Linked DNA regions of Homo sapiens: region 1 is linked to region 2. A link is an interaction called in ENCODE POLR2A ChIA-PET data of the cell type or tissue named here. Cell type or tissue: CD4-positive, alpha-beta T cell. All regions are shown on one strand. Links, peaks and the distances in the headings refer to the core of each region. The heading gives the core; the rest is flanking DNA. Region 1 overlaps RASA3 (RAS p21 protein activator 3). Region 2 has its middle 9.9 kb from the start of RASA3.

Evidence for each region. Peaks named below come from ENCODE experiments on the same cell type or tissue, not always from the same donor. Only the 100,000 strongest peaks of a DNase experiment are listed, where the experiment ranks them.
Region 1: POLR2A ChIA-PET joins it to region 2 with 10 read pairs; 10 of 35 experiments call an interaction of 5 or more read pairs at or near these places.

What each region holds. Positions count from the first base shown.
Region 1 is chr13:114,058,268-114,070,529 of GRCh38, reverse strand. The region is part of intron 2 of RASA3 (RAS p21 protein activator 3); the gene reads left to right. Among named protein-coding and RNA genes, the nearest start is that of RASA3-IT1, 45 kb to the left of the region's middle. RefSeq lists enhancers at 2,372-2,551, 2,632-2,721, 2,822-2,881, 3,032-3,091, 3,692-3,821 and 3 more and silencers at 3,362-3,481, 4,152-4,221. In CD4-positive, alpha-beta T cell, for the core only: no CTCF peak of the experiment used is centred there; DNase peaks (open chromatin) are centred at 2,439, 4,659, 5,059, 6,289 and 3 weaker places; H3K4me3 peaks cover 3,488 bases; H3K27ac peaks cover 5,055 bases.
Region 2 is chr13:114,136,404-114,148,665 of GRCh38, reverse strand. No RefSeq gene overlaps it. Among named protein-coding and RNA genes, the nearest start is that of RASA3, 9.9 kb to the right of the region's middle. RefSeq lists enhancers at 287-346, 7,032-8,027. In CD4-positive, alpha-beta T cell, for the core only: CTCF peaks have their summits at 4,540 and 4,743; DNase peaks (open chromatin) are centred at 4,755, 5,445, 5,865, 7,625 and 4 weaker places; H3K4me3 peaks cover 2,684 bases; H3K27ac peaks cover 5,491 bases.

The DNA.
Region 1 (12,262 bases), core at 1,485-9,484, 77 kb after region 2:
ACGCAAATCAACCCACCCCATACAAAAAGTTGGCAGGAAAGGTACTTGAACCCAAAAGCTGGCTCTCTCATAAACTTGCAGCTGGAATCCACGCTACATCTGTGGTCGGAAGCCCTCCATCGGTGCACATGCATTAACAGAGTCCTGTATTAGTCATTGGTCGACATCCACCTGAGAGGCAGGTGTCAGGCAGGGCTGCCCCACATGCTGGGGAGTTTAGTCCTGGCCACCGCCCCCTCCTTGCTCCATGGTGGCACCCACTTTGGGGCCGGTCCCCCAAGTCTCCTGGTCCCCGAGTCTCCCATCCCCCGAGTCTCCCACCCCCCAGTCTCCCAGCCCCCAAGTCTCCCGGCCCCCCGAGTCTCCCAACCCCCGAGTCTCCCGGCCGCCTGAGTCTCCCAGCCCCCGAGTCTCCTGGCCCCCCAGTTTCCCGGTCCCCCCAAGTCTCCCGGCTCCCCGAGTCTCCCAGTCCCCAAGTCTCCCACCCCCCAGTCTCCCACCCCCCAGTCTCCCGGCCCCCGAGTCTCCCGGCCCCCCAGTTTCCCGGTTCCCCCAAGTCTCCCGGCTCCCTGAGTCTCCCAGTCCCCGAGTCTCCCACCCCCCCAGTCTCCCACCCCCCAGTCTCCTGACCCCTGAGTCTCCCGGCCCCTGAGTCTCCTGGCCCCCCAAGTCTCCCGGCCCCCGAGTCTCCTGGCCCCCCAAGTGGTCCCCTGAGTCTCTCAGCCCCCGAGTCTCCCGGCCCCCCAAGTCTCCCGGCCCCCGAGTCTCCCAGCCCCCCAAGTCTCCCAGCCCCCGAGCCTCCCAGCCCCCCAAGTCTCCTGGCCCCCCGAGTCTCCTGGCCCCCCAGTTTCCCGGCCCCCTCAGTTTCCCGGCTCCCCGAGTCTCCCGGCTCCCCGAGTCTCCCGGTCCCCGAATCTCCCATTCCCCCAGTCTCCCACCCCCCAGTCTCCCGACCCCCAAGTCTCCCAACCCCCGAGTCTCCCGACCCCTGAGTCTCCTGGCCCCTGTGTCTCCTGGCCCCCTGAGTCTCCTGGTCCCCCGAGTCTCCCGGCCCCCGAGTCTCCCAGCCCCCCAAGTCTCCCGGTCCCTGAGTCTCCCAGCCCCCCGTGTGCTTCCTCCAAGGTCAGTGTCACCTTTAAGGTCTGATGGTTCATTTGGCAAAGTCGCTGTGGAAAGAAAAAAGCCCACGTCTGCATCTCTGAGCTCAGAAGGGCCCCAGGGTGCTCTCTGGCCGCTGGGTCTGCAGCCGGGCAGGAGCCCCTTCTCACATTCCCTGGGGAGAAGCACTTGGGTCAAGTTTGATTTGCTGTTGCCCAATATCGCCGTCTGACTTAGCAGGAAGCTGCAAATGGAATGTGTGAGGAAGGAAAGGCGGAACTCAGCTTCTCTTCTTCCCTCTTTCCCACTAAGGAGGTCACCGACCCAGCTCCACCTCAGGCCTGTGTCCCCCACGCCTCCTCCCTGCGTGTGGCCCGGGCCCCTGGGCCGCGCGTCCGAGGCCCTGGAGTCTGTGGGGCCTCTTTATCGAGTGCTGAGCCGACGTCTGGGGAGAGCGTCCTCTGTCTTCCCTTTTTTCTGTATTTTTCAAGGTGGAGGTTGAAGGGCAGTGTCTGTCACAGGTTTAACTTCAGAACGCATCGAAGTGGACACATTTCAGAGAACAAGCCCTTTCTCTCTGGCCTTGGCCCTTCTCCAAGGAAGTGATTTTGGCAGTTTCTGTCCTACTAGAAAAATAATTTTCTGAGGTTGAGAGTGAACTGTGTTCACAATCCATACCTTTTAGAGCAATCATTTTTAATCATTTAAAGGGCAGCCACTATTTGTTTCCTTATTTACTTAAACTAAAAGGCTCCCTGAAATTGGGTTGGCAGGGCTGGGGCTTGGGAACCAGCTTCCCGCCCTGGACCTCCCCTGGGCCGGCACCCACGACCCTAAAACAAGGAGATGACCCCGCTCCCCAAGGCTGCGCTGCAGTGGAAATCACCGTCTTGTCCAGCAGAAAGGAACAGCTGGCGTCACACACAACAGAACCTAAATCTCTCCTTGCTGGGTTAGTCCAGTCATTTGCAAGAATATTCAGTAAGTGTCGTGTCCTCATTTCCTTCCATCCACGTAAGGACGTGGAATGGTGTCTGTCCCTGCCTGCTTCCTCTGCGCCCACGTGGCTGACCTCTCCCCAAACCCTCATCCACGCAGACAGTCCTGGCTCAGGGAGGCTCTGCCTCAGGGTTCTGGGTCTGACCCTACCCCCTGCCACTGGGGTTGAGGCTGGGCAAAGCCCTCTGCCCCACGCGGAGCCCTGGCCCCCCCTTTCTGTGGAGTTGCTCCTGCGTCCTTTGCAGGGTTCATTTGCATGCCCATCTCGGGGAGAAGGGGCCGTGGCCACAACAGGAAGAAACTGCAGGCGTGGCTGGTTTCTGTGCCCCCTCCACCCAGAGGTGCCACGGCCTGAACTCCTGCTCCGAAAGCTGGTTATGCGTTAGGTTACAAAGCTGTGTCTGTAGGAAAAGTTCTTTTGTTTAAAAAATCATGAGCACCCCCAAAATGATCTGGATACGCAGACAAAAACGTCAATGTGATGTGATTTCTGAGAAGTGGAATTATGGGGGAGTTCTTGTTCTTTTGTTTGTGTGTTTTATGTACAATTAGAAGTTACAAGTCAAGGAACAGATAGATCTTCTAGAGCTGAGCGAGGAGAGCTGGGTCTTCCCAGGCAGACGAGGACATCAGACATCACCAGGGACCCTCACTTGGCAGCCCTGAGGGGCAGGCTCTGAGCTCTTCTGGGTGGAAGCCCGTCCCGTCCTGTGTGCACGCAGTGGGTGTTTGTTAAAGACAGGGAGGTTTCTTTCTGTTCATACTGCAAGATGTAAATCACCCCCAAAATAGTACTTTTGTGTAGTAGAAATGACTAAACCAAGAAATGTCTCCACAGCTCCAAAGTTTTTCGGGAGGGGAGAAGTTATTTGGGGTTAGAAACTGAAAGGGGCAGGAGGAAGTTGGTGGTTTGGGAGACAGACGGTTCATTCTCTCAGATGCTTTTAATAAAAACCAAGTTGCTGACTTAGGAAACACCGACTTTGACATTAGGCGACTCATGAAAAGTCACATTTCCCATGAACATTTATTTTCACTCTCAAGTTAGAGCTTAAACAAAAACCTGCTTGACACGACTGGAGGCTTCTTGAAGCCCAGAATATCCCAGAACTGCTGGAGTAGGGGACCCATCCTCAGCCCCAGAGTACCCCAGGTGGGGGCCCATCCTCAGCCCCGGGGTGTCCGCAGGTGGGGGCCCATCCTCAGCCCCAGAAGTGCCCCAGGTGGGGGGCCCGTCCTCAGCCCCAGAGTACCGCAGGTGGGGGCCCATCCTCAGCTCCAGAGTGCCCCAGGTGGGGGGCCCGTCCTCAGCCCCAGAGTGCCCCAGCTGGGGGGCCCATCCTCAGCCCAGGTTGGGGGGCCTGTCCTCAGCCCAGGTCAGGGGGCCAGTCCTCAGCCCAGGTCAGGGGGCCCGTCCTCAGCCCAGGTTGGGGGGCCCGTCCTCAGCCCAGGTAGGGGGGCCTGTCCTCAGCCCAGGTGGGGAGGCCCGTCCTCAGCCCAGGTTGGGCCCATCCTCAGCCCAGGTGGGGGCCCATCCTCAGCCCCAGAGCACCCCAGGCCAGGGATCTGTTCTCTCAGTCCTGGAATGCTGGCCCCAAATCTCCCAGCAGGTCAGAGCCCCTGGTCCTGTCTGTATGACCCCCAAGCCCGGCCCAGCATCTCCATCTCCACCTGCATGTGTGTGTCCTTCCGTGTCATGCTGGCTCACAGGAGCGCACCTGTGTCAGAATGATGCAGGGGGTTCTCTCAGCCGCACAGGAACTCAGCCGGCGGAGAGCATGAGGTTGCTCGTATTCTGTGAGTACTGAGTGTCTACTGCACATGGCAGGCTGCCCCAGGCCCAGGCCTGGAAGGGACTCATCGGCCGCCTGTGCCTGCAGGAGCCTCCTGGCCCTGAGCTGTGGCTGGGCCACTGCAGGGAGAGGCTGGGCCTGTCACGAGGGGGCCGCACCGAGGATCCCATGAGGAGCAAAGGCCAGGTCCCCCCTTCTCCCTCCTGCCCGGGCCTCCTCTCGCCCGGCCGCCTCCCGCTCCTCGGCCGCTGGCCCTCTCTCCTGCCCCTGGCACCTCCCTGGAGAGCCCCTTTTCCCACCAGGGCCTCACTGAGGGTTTGGGGTTTGAGGTGTCTCAGCTGCTGCAGGGGACCCGGTGTCTGGTTGTGCCTCCTCCTGAGAGTCACTGCTGCAGTCACACATCGTGGCCGGGCCCTAAAGACCCAGCCGATTTTCATTTGTTTGTAAGGATGGTGGTTCTTTTTTGGGGGGTATGGGGTGGGAGAGAGGAAAGAGCCTCATGTGCAGGAGAGGCGGGAGCCGAGGCCACAGTGTCCCGGGGTGCTGCGTGCAGTGGTGTGTGGCGTGTGGTGTGTGGCGTGCCTGGCGACCACAGAGCCCATGAGCCGAGGGGCAGCTCCTCGGTGCCCCTGAACAGATGGGGAGACTGAGGCTCGGGGAGGTGAGGTGGCTCACCACGGCCGCTGCAGCTGTGAGTCTCAGCCCAGCCCGCCTGCTTTCCTCACTGAGTCTTTGGGTTCCGTTTGAAGACTCACAGCTCTATTTGCCAACATTTCAAAATAACCCCACCCATCTTGAACCACAGGAGGCTGCAACCCAGTGTGTGTGGGGCTTCCGCTGAGACCTGCCGTGCTGGGTGGTGAGTGGGCTGTGAGCTGACCACGGACCCCTGCCCTCCAGCCTCTGACCTCTGGGAGCCAGGGCTGTGTGACCCTGCAGTGCTGGGTGGCGGGTGGGCTATGAGCTGACCGCGGACCCCCATTCTCCAGCCTGCGGTCTGTGGGAGCCAGGGCTGTGTGGCCCTGCACTGGCCATGTGCTTCTGATGGGTGTGTTTTGCCTCCTGTCCTTTGCGGAGATGGAGCATTTTCCCTGGCCAAGTTGCCCCTTCTCTGTGGGGCGCCTCTGAGGATGAGTCAGGCAGTGACTCAGGACCGCAGAGCTCAGCCCAGAGGCTGGCTTGGGAGCCCCAGGGCTGCTTCGCAGACCCGGTTTGGGGTTTGGTTCCTCTTCACGCAGCCTTTACCCTCTACCCCGAGGCTGGGGCAGCCCTGGCAGCTCCCGGCTCCCCCCAGCGTTTGGGAAATGGGCCCCGAGCCTGCGGCAGAGCACAGAGCTGGGAAACCAGGTTTATTTTCTTATGATCACGTGATGGGAGCAGCCGCAGGCGGGATGGGGCAGCGCCAGCCTTGCGCAGATGCTGGGAAGTGACTCAGGGAGGAGAAGGCGGGGGTTTCTCTGCTGGTCCCAGCTGAGCCCCTGCTCCAGGCTCCAGGAGGAGGAGGAATTCAGTTCAGATGGTTTCCCCTCATCAGAGCCACTACTTAAAGGTCAACTCTGTTTTCTGCAAGAGGTTTTTTCTTTTTTCCCCGTGAAAGTTTGCTTGATTCTGTGAAACTTCATTTGCACTTCTTCCAGAAATGACTGAGGGAAAGGAGACTTTGCCAGGGTCTCTGCCTCAGAGGGAGAGGCTGCTGCGTGCGTTAATTTCCTTAGGCCACATGGCAGGATTTCAGGCGAGCCTGGTCCTCTCAGGCCGCACTTTTTCTTTATTTGGAAAGAGAGTTCCAGAGCCCTCGGGCGGTGAGTGGGGGCCGCCTGGGCCAGGCATTCATCCCGCATCTGACTGCTGCTGACCTCGGCTGGAGACAAAGCCGGCCTGTCCAAGAGATACCCCGAGGTTAAGCTGCTGATGGGAAGGGGGGCACCTGGTGGCTGTGTGGCCCCTTTGAGTCCATCAGAAAGAAGAGATTGTCCGGCACAGGCCACCGAACAGGATGGGGGATGGGAGGAATGCCCTAGCGTTCAGCCGGTTTCATTTTTCTTTTGGAATACGCTTCAAACTCTGCTGCCCAGGAAGGAGAAAGCACAAACCTTCCTGCTGATGAAAGAAAATGGGTGCCCCCACCATGAGACCCACGGACAGCGGGGGGCTGTCCGTGGGCCTGGGCTTTGCACCTGGGAGTGTTGGTGCTGTGTGGAGGGAACTGACCCTGTCCTCAGGCTGAGCCTGGAGTCCCCACAACAGCATAGGGGGGAAAGCTGCTGTCCTCAGACTCCGCGTGGCCTCCAGTGATGGTGCTGTGGCCACTTCCTGCCGGGTGCTCACCGTGGGTTCTGGGTGGGGCTGGGAGGACATGGGGCGTAGGCCATTCTGCCCACGAGGTGACGTGATCGAGGTGGACGTGGCTGGCCTCGCAGCCTCTGCTCCTGCAGGTCCTGGGACGCTGTGTCCATCTGCTGGAGCTCATTTCAGAGTTGGCTGATCACAGGTCCATAGTCACCCACTGGTGACAAATTTAACAAATTTGTGGGGGTTTTTTTAGTTCAAAAAAGATCCTCCTTAAATGTTGTGAAATAATATGTCTTTTAAGTTGCAACACACATTCAGAAGTTCCCGGAGGGTTAAATCCTGAGCATGAAAAGATGGTCATTCTAATAGAAAACAGGCCCAGAGCATTTCAAGAAAAAATGAGATTTAAAACTGCTCATAAAAAGATGGACATTCCACCTCACCAATGAGCCAGACATTTAAAATTTAAGCAGGTTTTTGCCACCGGTTTAGCAAACTGTAGAAATATTTATAAGACGGCGTATGCTGGGGGTGGACACTGGTCCAGACTCCCTGGAGGGTTCTGTGGCTTTGTGTTTCAAAGGCCTCAGGACAGTGCACATCCTTGGAGGAATTTATCCCACGGGGACAATCAGCCACTGCACAGATCTGCGTTCCCAGGGTGCTCACCCCTGCTGCTCCCACCACACAGCGTGCACATGGCAGGGGGACCTGGCACTGCTGTCCACGCACACACGTGCCGTCTGACCCCAGCGTTTTATCAGCTCTTTGGAAAGTGGCCCATGGCCTGATGTGAAAGGAAAAAGCTGACTCTGTCACAGGGAACATAACCTCACTTTTATTTAAAAAATTTATCCGTATTTCCATTCGTATCTTCTATATTTATAACATAAATATTTACTATTATTGTTAATATATTTGTATTATAATATAATGAGTCATTATAGTATGAATATACTTATATTTGTATTATAAATATTGTATTTATGTTATAAATGTAATACAAATATATTTATATTTTGTATATTTTAAACCTATAACATTTATATATTTTATTCTATTTTATATTTTTGGAGAAAAAACTCCAGGAGGATGTTTCCTGGAATGTTAATTCCAGATTTCACTTTCTGATTTTTTTACGTATTTAAAATTTTGTTTCTTTAAAAATAGCTTTATTGAGGTATAATTCAAGCACCGTACAATTCACCCATTTTGAAATGTACAATTCAGTGGTTTTTAGTATATTTGCAGAGTTGTGCAACAATTGCCACAGCCAATTTTAGAACATTTTCATCTCCCTAAAACGACACTCGCGCCCTGTAATCCTCCAGTTTCCGGCCTGCAGCCTCTCCTGGGGCGGCAGACACGGGTCCCCGTTCTGTCGCCGGCTGTGCCTCTCTTGGGCATTTCGTGTCAGTGGAAGCGTCTGGCCCATGGCCTCTGTGTGCGTGGCCTGTTGGTTGGCACCACATTGTGGATGCTGTGGTGTGGGGCCAGGGTCCAGGCGTCCTTCCTCTCCAGGGCTGAGCACCGTTCTGCTGTTGCTCCCTCAGCAGCCGAGGCCCACCTGCCTTGTTTCCACTGTCTGGCTGTCATGACTGAGGCTGTGAGCACGCATGTCTGAGTCTGCGTGCGAACGTGGGCTGTGAGCACGCGTGTCCGAGTCTGCATGCGGACGTGGGCTGTGAGCACGCGTGTCCGAGTCTGCATGCGGACGTGGGCTGTGAGCACGCGTGTCTGAGTCTGCGTGCGGACGTGGGCTGTGAGCACGCGTGTCCGAGTCTGCGTGCGGACGTGGGCTGTGATGTCTATTGCTGCACACCTGGGGGTGGAACCACTGTGTCCCGTGGCGACTGTGTGTTGAACGTCGGAGGAACCGCCAGCCTGTTTTCCGTGGCGGCTGTGGCCACTTGACCTTTGCACAAGTTGTGTGTTTGGATTCGCATCTCCACCTCCCTACCCTTGTTACTGTCTCTTTGATCACAGCCATCCCGGTGGGTCTGATTTTCTTTGTACAATGCGAGCCCCCCCTCAATGAATTTTTGCTTAAAAAAAAGCAATTTGTTGTTTTTAATTGAAATGAAAGGAAGCATTCTTTCCTATGCATGTGTTTTTTTTAAAGCAAACAAAATTAAAATCATAAGTAAGTAAAAAAAAAACCCACAGGAAAATTCTAAAAACTTGCACATAAATGGAATTACGAATCAACTCATCGTGGAAAATCGTGTCTTGCTGGATGTAGGTTATAGATGTAAGGTTAGGCACAGTGGAAAGGGAGATGGAACCTGCAGACCCCAGACGTGGACATGGTCCAGGACGGCGTCAGTCCGACCCCCGCCTTTTCTGCCCACCGTGGGATCTGGAGCCCCCTGCCCACCATGTCCCCTGAGCTGGCTTGACCTTGCCGTCCTCCCCGCCCAACCCCTGCGCCGTGTGCTCTGTGCAGACACGTCCCCTGTTGAGTCTGAGATGGAGTTACCACCGCAAGCACAGGTGACGGCTGAATCCCACTGCCGCCTCCGTGGATAGGGCACCAGAAACCCTCTGGAGAGAAGGCAGCCTGCCACGCTTTGTAATGAGCAGTTCGCTTAAGGATCGTGTTAGACTCCATGGCTAGTATAGATTTCAAAGCTCGTATTTCTTTCTTTCTTTTTCTTTTTTTTTTTTTTTTGAGACAGAGTCTTGCTTTGTCGCCCAGGCTGGAGTGCAGTGGTGCGATCTCGGTTCACTGCAACCTCCGCCTCCCAGGTTCAAGTGATTCTCCTGCCTCAGCCTCCTGAGTAGCTGGGATTACAGGCGCCTGCCGCCATGCCCAGTAATTTTTTTTTTTTTTGTATTTTTAGTAGAGACGGCGTTTCACCATGTTGGCCAGGATGCTCTCAATCTCTTGACCTCATGATCCACCCACCTTGGCCTCCCAAAGGGCTCCTGTTTCATAACCCATCACCCTTAAAGAGCCGTTCTCTGAGGTGGGCCTGGGCGCCTGGGGTTTTTAGAAACCTTTTCAGGCAACCGTAGTTTGCGGTTCTAAGAGGAAAAACATCAAGAGACCTGAAGAACCCAAGCCCCACGCATCAAGGCAGCGTCCCCGGCCATGGCGGAGGGAGCCCCGCGCATCGAGGCAGCGTCCCCGGCCGTGGCGGGGGTGGAGAAGGGAGAACTGAGTTGGGTTTTGGTGTGGCTATTTCTGTGGTATTCCCTCGAAATATTTGCCACTGAAAAAATGAAAAAACTCTAAGTGCTTTTAAGTGAGTAATTTCTGTGCGAGGTCTCGGGAAGAAGAAATGTCTCTGTGTGCAGTGCCCAGGCTCCATCTGCCGGCTGTGGGGGCTCCGTCTGCCGGCTGTGGGGGGCTCCGTCTGCCGGCTGTGGGGGGCTCCATCTGCCGGCTGTGGGGGGCTCCGTCTGCCGGCTGTGGGGGCTCCGTCTGCCGGCTTTGGAGGCCCCGTCTCCCGGCTGTGGAGGTGGCAGAGCCTGGCTGGGGTCTTCCCGAGGGCCCAGCCTCCTGCTCTTCACAGGGAGCCTCAGGGAAGGTGAGGCCTCTGCCTCCCTTTCAAGCCACTGGACTTGAGCTGACCACTGATAACACTGCAGCTCCACCGCGGGCGAGCGCAGCGCTGGGGGACAGTCCTGGCCTGAGCTCCGGGCGTGCGCGGCTCCAGCTGCGTCCTGCCCGCCTCTCGCCTCACTGGAAGCAGAGCGGAACGGGGCGTGTCCGGTCCTGGCCCTTCGCGTCCCCGCAGGCCCGTCACCTCCTGCAGGAGCCCCTCTGGCTTCCCGGCAGTCTTGGCTCTGCCAGAACTGAATTCCTGTCGTCCCCATGAGGACAACCAGGATTTGCTCGGCACCGTGGCCTCTCGGGCTGACCGCTGCACCTTGCTTGCAGAAAGCCCCACCTGTGGAGGCTTGGGTGACCTTCCCTTCCTGGTCCACTGTGCCAGGTCTGGGCAGCTCCTGGCTGCTGACCTGAGACAGGTGATTCCTCCCTGCATGCCCACTGCCCCATCCGTGCATCCGTCCATCCAGTGTCTTGCACGGGCCTGCATATTCCCAGCTGCTGTGGTGAAATGTCTGCTCTGCACCACGTGACCTCGGCTGCACCCTGACCTCTGACCTCGGCTCCCAGCATGCTCCGGTCCTGCCGTGCCCTGCCCAGGCCACGTCAGCCTTCTCCTTGCTCCTACGTCTTTACCACACACAAGCCCTGCTGCCTCGAGGCCTTCGCACCTGGTGTCCCTCTGCCTAGACCCCTCCTGCGCTCTCCGCGCCGTCCATGGCCTCATTCATGCGTTCCCTTGTCCTCCTGCGGGTCTCCTCACCGTCCACAGCGCTGTTCAAGCGCTCACTCGTCCGTAAGCCTCCCTGTCCCCCGAGCGAGGCCACAGTGCTGCCCCCGCCAGCCTTGCCCGCGTTGGACATTCGTGGTTCTGTGTGCTCTTTGGCTGGCTCCATGGGGCCAGGACTTTGCTTCATTGGCTGCTATTCCCACAGTCTAGAACGGGGATGGGCAGCTGAAACAGTCATGGAGAGAGAGAGCGCTGTGGTTTCTGGGTCCAGTGAGCCACGCCTGGCGGGGGCCAAAGACATCGAAAGTGCTCCCCGTTGTTTGGTCCTGGTGTGTGGGAGGCCCTGCCATGTGCTTGTCTCACTGTGCAGGGCAGAGGAAGAAACCTCCAAGCCAGGCAGTGGTGTGTCCTGGGGAGGCCGCTTTGGGGGCAGAGCCACTGCCCTTCCCCAGCCGAGCGCCCTCTGTGCCCGCAGGCTGCACTGTGGAGAGGGCGGTGTCCTGAGGCTGAGAGATGAGGGAACTGGCCTCTGGCAAGGCAGCGTTGAAACGTGGACGTCCCCATCTTCAAAGTCGTGCTTCCCCCGGCAAGGCCCGTGTGGGCACCTGTGCCTCCTGGGTACCTGTGCCTCCTGGGTACCTGCGCCTCCTCGCATTGGCTTCAGCGACGTCTGTCACAGATTCTTACATTTAGACGTGCCATATAGTCTTCCTGGTGGAGACCAACGTCCCCTTGGCCTTGTGAAGCTTACCAGGGCCTGAATTAGGTTGGGGGGAGCAGCTGCACCTGGGGACTGTGCTGTGAAGATGCAGGAGGGCCTGACGGCGGCTCCTCCAGGCGGGACTGTGCTCTGAAGATGCAGGAGATGCAGGTGTTTGGTTTTTTGAGACAGGATCTCGCCCTGTCACTCAGGCAGGAGTGCAGTGCTGTGATCACAGCTCACTGCAGCCTGGAACCCCGGGCTCAAGCAATCCTCCGCTTCGCTGCAGACGTGCGCCACCAAACCCATCTAATTTTTAAATTTTCTGTTGAGTTGGGGTCTTGCTATGTTGCCCAGGTTGATCTCTAACTCCTGGGCTCAAGTGGCGCTTCTGGCATGGCCTCCCAAAGTGCTGGGATTACAGGCGTGAGCCACTGCATCTGGCCTGGATGCAGGTATTTAAAAGAGCTTAGGGAAGTTCTTCGAAAAAGGCTCTGGCCTTCAACTCCCACTTCTACTCCTGATTTTGGTTCTCATTGGGATATAAGTTTCAGAGCACTCCTGGGCTCAGGAGAAGAGCAGCTCCCCTGCGAGGGGCAGGGTCACCTGTGTCCACAGCAGCAGGACTTGGTCCCTGGGGACTGCGGGTCGGCATAGTCCAGGGTGCCCATGACCAGTCCTCCGAGGAGCAGGGCCTGGGAAGGGCATTGTCGGGCAGGCGAGGACGGGCATGGTTGCTGGTCTGGGCATCAGTGGCATTGCTCTGAGAGGGAAGGAGATGCTGTCCCAGCAAGGGTGGCCTCAGGTCTGGACCCTCAAGTGGACACCGTGTTTTGGCTCTAGGACTGGCATGGCCCAACAGGATTTTCTGCAAAACAGGAAATGGTCTCTGTGTTTTCCGTCCGGTCTGGTGACCACAAGTCACGGGCTGGTGAGCACCCGAGGAGCTGAATTCTGTGGTGGGAATCCAGGTTCGGGAGAGGTCGTCAGGCAGGTGTGCAGACAACGTGAGTGGTGAGCCTCACGCCCGAGGAATCCGCTCTTCCTGCTGGACGCGTGGATGGTGGTGACGGCCTCGCCGCAGCAGCAGCACC
Region 2 (12,262 bases), core at 2,146-10,145:
GCCTGTATGGGCTGCGATGGAAACCATGTTGAGTCCCCACCTCACAGTTGAGAAAAGCAACATAATTTCACATGATGCACTAGCCGTGGCGCCTGCTACACACGAGCTCTGGAAACCTCAGCTGCCCTCATCGCTTCCTGCCATTCTGGAAGAAAAGTTAAAATTGGAATTAGCAGTAACACGGGCCTCTCAGAGTTTTGAATAAATAGTGCTGTAACTCATCCTAGTAACTTAACTGGGAACCAGGCATCTCAGCTGGTGTTGCAAAGTCACGCAGGGCTGGGGATCCCCGAGCCCCCTGGGTGAGCTGGGTCTTGCCTATTAGCTCTGTAGACAAGGCAGGTTCCAAAGGGCAGTGCGAATGTGCTTCGAGTTTTACAAAATTCTGTGAGTTCAAAGCCTTTGGATATCTGAGTCTGTCTTAAGAGAGCCTCAAGCTAATATTCACACAATTGTGTGTCTCGGTATACAGTTTAAATGCTGGCATTTAGCTTAGAGAACAAAGAAAACGTGAAGTCAAAGAAGGAACAAAAGCATTATATCCTATCAAAAAATAACCAAATACTATTCAACCATTTTGAAAATTTCTGATTCTGGCATTGGGGAAAGTGGCTGCAGATGACGGTGATGCATGCCCAGCAAGTGGAGGAGGCCGGGGGCAGAATGTTGCCCAGGTGCTGGGTCGGTTCTGGGTTCTCCGTGGGGGCTGGGTCGGTTGTGGGATCTCCTCGGGGGCTGGGTCGGTTCTGGGGTCTCCTCGGGGGCTGGGTCGGTTGTGGGATCTCCTCGGGGGCTGGGTCGGTTCTGGGGTCTCCTCGGGGGCTGGGTCGGTTGTGGGATCTCCTCGGGGGCTGGGTCGGTTGTGGGATCTCCTCGGGGGCTGGGTCGGTTCTGGGATCTCCTCGGGGGCTGGGTCGGTTCTGGGGTCTCCTCGGGGGCTGGGTCGGTTGTGGGATCTCCTCGGGGGCTGGGTCGGTTCTGGGATCTCCTCGGGGGCTGGGTCGGTTCTGGGGTCTCCTCGGGGGCTGGGTCGGTTCTGGGGTCTCCTCGGGGGCTGGGTCGGTTCTGGGATCTCCTCGGGGGCTGGGTCGGTTGTGGGATCTCATTGGGGGCTGGGTCGGTTCTGGGATCTCCTCGGGGGCTGGGTCGGTTCTGGGTTCTCCTCGGGGGCTGGGTCGGTTCTGGGATCTCCTCGGGGGCTGGGTCGGTTCTGGGTTCTCCTCGGGGGCTGGGTCGGTTCTGGGTTCTCCTCGGGGGCTGGGTCGGTTCTGGATTCTCCTTGGGGGCTGGGTCGGTTCAGGATTCTCCTTGGGGCTTGAACAGTTGCTTCTTCTTGCCTGTCTTCTCAACTCTGTGCCTTAAACCAACTTAACCATCAAAGAAAACAAATTGTATGTGCTTCCTACCCTGGGTCTTCTTAATTGTTTGTGGAATTCTGGAAAATTCGCGAGCAAGGCTGTTCCCTCTAATTTAGTGGTTCAGAAACTGATTTTAGGCTTTCCATCTCCTTGACGTCGAAAACTTGCCAAACTTTAACTTCTGTGATCTTTGATTCACTGCTTAAAACAGGTCCTGGGCATCAGGTTTAGATCCACTGCCGAAATGGAAAATCCTGTTCTCAGACACAGCGGTGAGTGTGATGCTGCAGACAGTTCTCATTGGGATCCACCTTGTGATTCTCATTTGGGTCTAATAGCCTTTCTTTTTTTCAGTTCCTTGTTATTAAGTTGCTGTTTGAATGGGCGTGTGGGTAATCTCTGTGTGTGTGTGTTCGTGTGTGTGCAAGGGAGTTCACGCGGGGGGATGTCAGGCCGGCACACAGGAATGGAAAGGCTGCCCACTGGTCTCTGGAGCTGTTGAGGCTTCAGAGCGTCTCTTCCACTGCCGCCCTCCAGGGGCTCCCTCGCAGAGAGCGGAAGGCAAGGGCTGCCTGGGCTGCCATGGGCCATGGCTGAGACTGAGAAGTCTTTCCAGGATGGTAAGTAAAGCAGGTGGGCACGGGGTAGGTGGGCACAGGTGAGCTGACAGCCAGCAGCCCAGGGAGCCCCGAAGTTCAGTCCATATTCTGTCTTCAGATTTGGATTCACTCCCCGTGGTTTAGAAACAGTGCTGTTTGAGGTTAAAAACAAAACAAACAAAAAGCCTGATTTTCAATTCTCAGAATGGATGAGAAGAGTGCCCTATGGAGACTGGACTGTTTTTTCTTCTTAAGTGAATAGCTCAAGGGGAACGTCCAGGTGCCGGCCTTCGGGGGTCTCTGCGCCACTGGAGCGGGGGCTGTTGGGCCTGCGGAGATGCGCGAGTTGGAGTCTGAGGGTGGGTGTGGGTTCCCACCACCACGGGCACCACCATTTCTATCACCAGTTGGAGAAGTCCGTTTACCTGTGGAGCAGATTCTCGAGTATTGGAGGAAACACTGTGGAAGCATCGACCGTTGAATGCAGATTCGTGTTCTGTTTATTACTGCTAAGTGAGATGCAATTAGGAATGAGATATCTTCACCCCACTGAGTCTGGGAGGGTCAATGAGCAGTCACATCAGTGAGCAGGCCAGGTGGTGACGCGTGTTACGTGCGTGTTACTCAGGAAAATAAAGCAGGGCAGATGCAGGTAAGGGCCAGTTATTTGACGTTGTGTAGTCGAGGAAATCTCGCTCGCAGGTGTCCTCAGAGAGAAGCAACACACAGATCCCTGGGGACAGAGCATTGCTGCAGAGGGAATTCCTGCAGAGAGCAAGACAGAGCATTCCTACAGGGGGAATGTGCAAAGGCCCCGGGAAGGGAGAGACCCGTTCTGCTGAAGGGAAAGCAAGAAGGCAGAGGGTTGGAGCCAGGAGGCCTGGAGCTGCTGGGTGACGCCTGAGCCCCCGGGCTCCTGTGTGCACGATGGCGCTTTGTGATTTGTGCCAAGGGGGACAGGAGGACAGTCCAGGGTTTTGGCAGAGAAGTGACATGGCTCCTTGTAAATCTTCACAGGACCAGGATAACATCACAACAGGTAGTTAATTCACCACCACACATTTATAGTCTGAGGTCCTTGGACTGTATGAGCTACAACAATGACAGATAATCCAGGTGAGTGCCTCACAAACCCCTGCTGCCCCAGCTCCCACCCGTGGCATTTAGGCCAAGAAGCCCCATTGGTCCCCAGGGACTCTCCAGCCCCTGCCCTCCTTCCTCCTGCCCGGACCAGCCCATCTGTCACAGGGGGCTCTCTAGCCACCTGCCTCTCTTCCTCTCTGAAGGCTGCATGGAGCTGCTTGTCTTTGTAGCTGAACACTCAGGCCCCTGCTTGGTCATCCAGCCAGTCATGGTGGGAGTGGCAAGAGGAGAGCCTGAGATGATGAGGGGTCAGTGATGCTGTCTTCCGGTCCATGGCTCATTAGAGATACCCTGTAATTTGCAGTGTTCTTTCTCCAGGAGGAACAGAGCCCCTCTAATTATATCTGCTCTTATTGAAACCTGAAAAATGCAGGCAGAGTGATAAGAGAATGAAACTGTGGCTGCACCTTCCTGGCCTCCCTTCAAATATGTAAAGGGTCCTAAGGCGAGCCCTGGCTGGGGGGTCTTGAGCCCATGGCTTCTCCCTCGGTGCCTTTCACAGGTGGTCCAGGGCAAACGCTTGGTGCCCATTCAATTAAAATAGCGAAGGAGATGAGCTACAGCTTCTGCAAGGACGGCGTGGGGCTGTAGCCTCTAGGGCCTTAGTTAGAACCACATGAAAACACGAATGCTGGGGAGTAAAATTGCAGGAAATGAATGCAGGAACAGACATGGCTCGGATGTAGCAGAGGTGGGATCGGGAGTGATTTCGTTCCAATTCCCCGATGCTGCTTTCATAGCTGTTGGGGTTGAGTTTGAGGTGTTGTAGTTGAACCTGTGTTGTAAGGGCGGAAAGCCTCATCAGCCCAGTGACTGCACAGCCACGCGGAAGCCTCCCCAGTCAGAGGCGGCCTTGGAGGGCAGCTCGCTGTTCTCACTCAGTCCTGATTCTCGGCTCTCTCCTGACTCCCCAAGGTTTCTTCAACCAATTTGAAAGGGGCAAATAGGAAGCTCTGAAGGACAAGGCCCCACAAAGACCCCACACCCTGCAAATCCCCCAGGGGCTGTGCAGGAAGGGCACAGCGAGGCCCCCAGGAATCAGCCCAGCCTCTGTGCCTTGGGTCCTGGACCTGGGTGGGCGAGAGTCCACGTGCCCGGAGCCAGAACCTGTCCCCAGCCCTTGACAGAGCCACATCTCAGGGGACCATTCCAGGTGGGGTGACAGTTCCCAGCTGCAGCGCCTGGAAGCCCAGGCTGTGGGCAGACGGTCCTTACCTCTGGGGTGGGCATGAGTCGAGAGGCAGGACCTTGTGGGGTGACAGCTCTGGACCCTGAGTTGGAATGTGCACCACTCCCAGCTGAGTACCCACTGGTCACACGTTGGGCCCCCATGGCCTCCCTTCAGCCTCTTCACAGGAAACACGAAGGTGGCGTGGGCCAGGGAGGGGAGTTGACTTGAATAGGGCATTTCAAACTGCCAGTCACAAGCGAGGCCAAGGTTTAACAAATGACTCAGGAAAAAACGGGGTTGGGGGAGGGCATGAGACACTCCCAGGTGGGAGGAGGTACAGGCAGCGCTCCCTGCGTTCACACTCACCGTGGCTTTGTGACAGGGATGCACTCTGAGAAATACATGGCTGGGCGATTTCTCTGTGCGGGCCTCACAGTGACTTACACACGCCTGGATGGCCGGGCCCCCTGTAGGCCTGGGCTGCAAGGTACAGCCAGCGCTCCTCCGCCACAGACCTGTGTGCAGGCTCCTGTACCGAATGCCACAGGCGACTGCCACACAGTGGTGTATGTGCGTCCAAACACAACTAACCCGGGAGAGGACAGTAAGAATCTGGTGCTACAATCCTGTGGGACCACCCTGCTTGACCAAAACATTGTTATATGGTGCGTGGCTGTATTTCCTCCATATCAAAACATTGTTATATGGTGCGTGGCTGTATTTCCTCCATATCAAAACATTGTTATATGGTGCGTGGCTGTATTTCCTCCATATCAAAACATTGTCATGTGGTGCGTGACTGTATTTCCTCCATAGAACAGATGTCAGCGACCCCAGAGCATGGGTTCGTGCAATTTTATAAACTCTATAAGCCCATCGAATTGAATTTTTAGTAATGGCTCTGTTTAACAACCAGCTTGCAAAATTCCTGAACACGTAATGCTTGGTTGTCCTGAGCTGGCACCTTCGGCACATGCGCACATGCTCTCACACGTCCTCACACACACACACTCCCTCACTTACACTCACACACTGTCGTTCACACATACAAGCACACACATACGTGCACACAGCAGCTGCTCACGGCATCTACTTGAGGGGCCCGACACTCATTTAGAAGCTGAGTACACAAGGTTAGTCTAGGAAGCTAGAACAGAATGTAAAACATCAGGATGTGGCCTGTCTAGTCGGGATAAACATTGTTTATACGTTGGGACACATTTGACTCCTTTCACACCTGGTGCTGGTTGGCTTGGAGAGCAGTGGGGCGCCAGCCAGCTGCCCTGACAGCCACGCCTCCTGGAGGGTGGAGAGAGCCTGGTCTGCAGAAAGCCTGCTTGCTTCCTGAGGGGCACAGACACAGGTGGCCTGAGAGGGAGAAGGTTCTGGAACAGGGGGCCCAGAGGAAAGCCTGCAGCAGGAGCCAGGGTCACGGCGCCCAGCAGCTGCCCTCGCCCTGGCTCGTCCTGCTCCAGGCCAAGCCACCCATCTCGGAGCCGCCGTAAGGCCTCCTGCAGTCAAACCGCGAGGCAGCACCATGCCCACAAGAACTTGAGGTTTCTCCTGGCCTCAACCTTCCTCTCATGACAACAAGGCACCAATTTCCACGAAGGGCTCTGCGCTCAGGGCAGGGCTGGTAAACACGAGGTCACGCCCTTCCTGTGAGGGAGGTTCCAGTTCCCACAGCGGAGGCCTCGGGCAGGTGGGGGCTGCCGCAAGAGCAGGACAGGGCCAGGGAGCTGGTGTCCACTCCCACATAGTCCTCTTGCTTTAAACGGTTCTCTTTTGAGATAATTGCAGATTCACACACAGTCGTAAGGAATAACACGGAGAGTGCCTGTTCCCTTTGCCCAGTTCCCCCAACAGCAGCCCCTTTGCCCAGTTCCCCCAACAGCAGCATCTTGCAAAGCAAGGAGTGGTCACCGATGGGATCAAGTGCCCTGAGGGCGGATGGCACCAGCTGCACATACACTGGGTGTGAGCGTGTGTGTCAGTGTGTGTGTGAGCATGGGGGTGTGTGTGTCAGTGTATGTGTATGGGTGAGTCTGTGTGAGTCTGTCAGTGCGTCTGTGTATATGTGGGTGTGCATGTGTGTGTGTCTGTGTGCATGTGGGTGTGTGAGAGTATCAGTGTGTCTATGTGTATGTGTGCATGTGGGTGCGCATGTGTGTGTCAGTGTCTGTATGTGTGCATGTGGGTATGCTTGTGTGTGTGTGCATGTGGGTGTCCGTGTGTGTGTACCAGTGTGTCTGTGTGCATGTGTGCATGTGGGTGTATTTGTGTGAGGAGCATGAATGTGTGTGAAGGAGGAAGTGCATGAATGTGTGTGCATGTCTGTGTGTGTGCTTGTGTGTGTGAGGGACTGGGAGTGTGTGTGTGAGGGACTGTGTGACCATATGTGCATGTGCGAGTGTGTGCATGTGGGTGTGAGGGAGGGGAGGGTGTGTGAGCATGTATGAGCGTGAGTATGCTTGTGTATGTGTGCATGAGTGAGGGAGTGTGTGTGCATGTGTGTGAGTGCATGTGGGTGAGGGTGTGTGAGGAAGTGTGTGAGGATGTGTGTGAGCATGTGCACGTGTGTGCTTGCATGTGTGAGTGAGGGAGGGTGTGTGTGTGCGAATGAAGGAGGGTGTGGGCATGTGAGGACATGTGTGAGCATGTGTGCATGTGTGTCTGTGAGGGAGGGAGGGTGTGTGCATGTGAGTTTGTATGTGTATGTGTGAGGGAGTGTGTGTGCGTGTGTGAGTGCATGTGAGGGAATTTGTGTGTAAGGTTGTGTGTGAGGGAGGGAGTATGTATGTGCGCATGTGTGTGCACGTGTCATTGAGGGAGTGTGTGTGCGCGCGTATGAGTGAGTGTGTGTGTGCATGTGTGCGCTAGCGTGTGTGAGTGAGGGAGGGTGTGTGCATGTGAGGGAGTGTGTGTGTGAATGAGGGAGTGTGTGTGAGCATGTGTGCATGTGTGCTTACATGTGAGGTAGTGTGTGCGTGTGTGTGTGAGGGAGTGTGCACATGTGAGTGTGTCTAGTTTTGGGCAGTTGTGTCCCATGTGTGTGTGTGAGGGAGTGTGTGTGCATGTGTGTGTGAGGGACGAGCTGGGCAGTTGTGTCCCGTGTGTGTGTGTGTGTGAGTGTGTGTGTGAGTGTGTCTAGAGCTGGGCAGTTGTGCCCTGTATGCAGATCTCTGTGCAGATGCCGGACATTTCCATCCCACGAGCATCTCTCCTGCTCCTTTTCCAGCCACAGCCACCTCCTGCCCCTCCCTGACCCCTGACCGCTGACACCCGCTGCTCTGCTTTCCGTTGCTGTGACTTTGTCAGCTTGAGACTGTCTCCCTTCACTCAGCCCAGTTCCCCTGAGGCTCACCTGCAACACTGTGCACCCGCTCGCTTGCTGCTTTTCACGCAGTTCACTCTTTACCTGCTGAAGGACAGCTTGAAGGTTGCCTCCAGTTTTCTGCCATTACAAATAAATCTGCGGTGAACGTTTGTGTTTTTTATGCATCATGTATTTTGAAGGGCATTTTCCTCACTCTCCTAATCCACAGCCTTCCTTGTGGGTGGGAGGAGGCTGAGCCTGGGCAGACTGCGGGGGCTCCCTGGGGACAGCACCCACACTTCGGCTTCTCTTCTGTGGTCCTGGTGTGGTTTATGTACGTACAAGAGTTAGATCTGCAAATCCACCAGGGGCCCGACACAGTGTGCAGTGCTGGGAGGATGGCAGAGAGGAAAAATGCCTGCCAGTGCTCTCGGGAAAAATAACCACGAGAAAAGCTACCTCTAGCCGACTGTTTCTTATCTGCCAGACACAGGACACACAGCACACGCAGCTTGGTCCCGGCACAGGCCTGCGGGCGGGCACTGCTGCCAGCCCCATTTTACAGACGAAGAAATTGGGAGACAATCTGGGGAGATGAGTTAGCTTCACAGGAAACTATTTGAAGAAATAAAAGTAATTGACGCGGTGGTTCACAACTCCTAAGTATAATGAAAGCAGCCGCGATCGTTGTCACAGTCAAGGTGCCAGGGATTTGTGGGCTGAGGGGCATTCATCAGCACCCACGGCTTCTGCGGGCCTGGGGGCGGGGGCGTGAGCGTCTCCCTCTGCTCTCCTGCCCTGCCCTGCACAACCTGGTGAATTTCCTGTCCCACCCGCTGCCCCACCCCTCCCTGAAGCAGGGAGGTTGGCAACTGAGCTTGTGAGGCTCAAGGGTACCTAGGATGGGCCACTCGGAGGGGAGGCAGCTCTCCTCGGCCATCACAGCCAGAAAGTGGGCTTTGAGTGTTCCGTGCGGTGCTGCCACCGTGTCTACACCCACCTCCACCGTGTCTACACCCACCACCGTGTCTACACCCACCTCCACCGTGTCTACACTCACCGCCACCGTGTCTACACCCACCGCCACCGTGTCTACACCCACCACCGTGTCTACACCCACCTCCACCGTGTCTACACCCACCACCCTGTCTACACCCACCTCCACCATGTCTACACCCACCGCCGTGTCTACACCCACCGCCACTGTGTCTACACCCACCACCGTGTCTACACCCACCTCCACCGTGTCTACACCCACCATCGTGTCTACACCCACCACCGTGTCTACACCCACCGCCACCGTGTCTACACCCACCACCGTGTCTACACCCACCTCCACCGTGTCTACACCCACCTCCACCGTGTCTACACCCACCACCCTGTCTACACCCACCTCCACCATGTCTACACCCACCGCCGTGTCTACACCCACCACCGTGTCTACACCCACCTCTGCCGTGTCTACACTCACCTCCGCCGTGTCTACACCCACCACCATGTCTAAAACCACCTCCACTGTGTCTACACCCACCGCCACCGTGTCTACACCCACCACCACCGTGTCTACACCCACCACCATGTCTACACCCACCTCCACCGTGTCTACACCCACCGCCGTGTCTACACCCACCTCCACCGTGTCTACACCCACCTCCGCCATGTCTACACCCACCACCACCGTGTCTACACCCAACTCCACCTTGTCTACACCCACCACCCTGTCTACATCCACCTCCACCGTGTCTACACCCACCACCACCGTGTCTACACCCACCACCGTGTCTACACCCACCACCACCGTGTCTACACCCACCACCACCGTGTCTACACCCAACTCCACCTTGTCTACACCCACCACCCTGTCTACATCCACCTCCACCGTGTCTACACCCACCACCACCGTGTCTACACCCACCACCGTGTCTACACCCACCGCCACCGTGTCTACACCCACCGCCACCGTGTCTACACCCACCACCGTGTCTACACCCACCTCCACCGTGTCTAAACCCACCTCCATGTCTACACCCACCTCCACCGTGTCTACACCCACCGCCGTGTCTAAACCCACCTCCACCGTGTCTACACCCACCACCACTGTGTCTACACCCACCACCGTGTCTACACCCACCTCCGCCGTGTCTACACCCACCACCGCTGTGTCTACACCCACCACCGTGTCTACACCCACCTCCGCCGTGTCTACACCCACCTCCGCCGTGTCTACACCCACCACCACCGTGTCTACACCCACCACCGCCGTGTCTACACCCACCACCGTGTCTAAACCCACCACCGTGTCTACACCCACCTCCACCGCGTCTACACCCACCGCCACCGTGTCTACACCCACCGCCGTGTCTACACCCACCTCCACCGTGTCTACACCCACCACCACTGTGTCTACACCCACCACCGTGTCTAAACCCACCACCGTGTCTACACCCACCTCCACCGCGTCTACACCCACCGCCACCGTGTCTACACCCACCACCGTGTCTACACCCACCTCCACCGTGTCTACACCCACCACCGTGTCTACACCCACCACCGTGTCTAAACCCACCTCCACCGTGTCTACACCCACCGCCACCGTGTCTACACCCACCACCGTGTCTACACCCACCTCCACCGTGTCTACACCCACCACCGTGTCTACACCCACCACCGTGTCTAAACCCACCTCCACCGTGTCTACACCCACCACCACCGTGTCTACACCCACCACCGTGTCTACACCCACCTCCACCGTGTCTACACCCACCGCCGTGTCTACACCCACCACCGTGTCTACACCCACCTCCACCGTGTCTACACCCACCTCCACCATGTCTACACCCACCACCGTGTCTACACCCACTTCCACCGTGTCTACACCCACCTCCACCGTGTCTACACCCACCGCCACCGTGTCTACACCCACTGCTGTCTGCTTCATGACTCGGGGGTCTAGGCTGCTTCTTTCCTCTCTCTCTGCATTTCAAGAAGATGAGAGCGAGACCATGATGCTCCGTGGTAAGGCCCACCTGAGCCTCCGACTGTAGTTGATAAACCCAGCACAGCATTGCGTCTCCTGTCCATCAACAACACAGACCACCAGGCCTCGGCATCCACAGGAATCTTGGAGTGGACCTGTCTGCTTCTCTCAGTTGTGTGGCTCAACTAATGTTTGAGAAAGACTCTTCGGTGGCTATTTATTCATCTCTCTAGATTCTCCAAATGTGTTCTTTCGCAGCTCATCAGGTCACTAGAAAGCTACTTTCTTTGACTTCTAAGTGCCTACATAAATTTTATGCGAGAATTATGATTTAATGTTATATTTTTACTACATTCATTCAACAAACATTCATTGAGCATTTACCATGTTCTAGGCCCTGTAGTGAGTGTCATTTGAGATTAAAAACATCCTCCCCTAACTTGTCCAATATTCCTTTTGAAAAGAATTCCCTAAAAAATTTCTTGTATTGCCTTGTGGGCTAAAGTACTGTCTTTCCTGAAAGTCTGACATGCTTCCTTTTATCAGATAATGTGACTTGTGTAAGATTCATATTTCCATATTTCCCTTTTCACCTTGGCTATCCGGAAGCTCAGTGTGTAGCTTTACGTTCAGCTGTTCTCACCTTACATGTGTCAACAAATCCACTAAAAAAATTTCTTTTAAAAGGAAAGAGACAGGCCGGGCGCGGTGGCTCACGCCTGTAACCCCAGTACTTTGGGAGGCTGAGGCGGGCGGATCACCTGAAGTCAGGAGTTCGAGACCATCCTCAACATGGAGAAACCCTGTCTCTACTAAAAATACAAAATTAGCCAGGCATAGTGGTGCATGCCTGTAATCCCAGCTACTCGGGAGGCTGAGGCAGGAGAATTGCTTGAACCTGGGATGCGGAGGTTGTGGTGAGCGCCGAGATTGCGCCATTGCACTCCAGCCTGGGCAACAAGAGCGAAACTCCATCTCAAAAAAAAAAAAAAAAAGGGGAAAGAGACATTATTCCAGCAAGCAGTTTGCAAACTGGGAGATGCTGCCTTTGGAACAAAACAAAGGTGCATTCCAGAGAAGAAACATGCGATTGTCTTCCACAAGGGAATTCCTGCCCAGGATCTCATTCTGGCCTTTATGCAGATAAGGGAGGCAGACTTGCTTCATTCTGTTTGGTAGAGCCTGGTAGCAGTCTATTGGTTTGGTCCAGAGGGCAAATTGGGATTTTCTGGCCTTGGTTGATTCCAGCAGCATGAACAGACAGCTGTGAAATTTCCAGCACTTCCGGGAACGCAGAGCTGGCGTGTGACCTCTAGTGAGCAAAAGGTCGCGTGCCTCCATTTTGAATTCAGGCCCAGTGAGCCCCTTGGGATGCACCTGGCAGGATGGGCTCTTTCAGGTTCAGATACCTGATTCCACCGTTCTTCCTTCAGTTCTTACTTTGAACCCTCCAAAAATTATTCCGTTGTGTACTGGTCATTTATGTGGCTTCAAATCCTTTGAAAGTAGATTGTTCAGACATGATCTAATAATGCTGTTTTGGAAATGAATGAATGTCCACTTGTCAATGGGTTGATATGTGAACAGAAGAGTATATCCAAAGAGAGCAAAGTGTAACACCAAGGTCATTGAAAGAAGAAATTATAGAGATTTTCTATTGGGTCATCATCTGATCCTTTCTTCTCTCAGTATTTTATT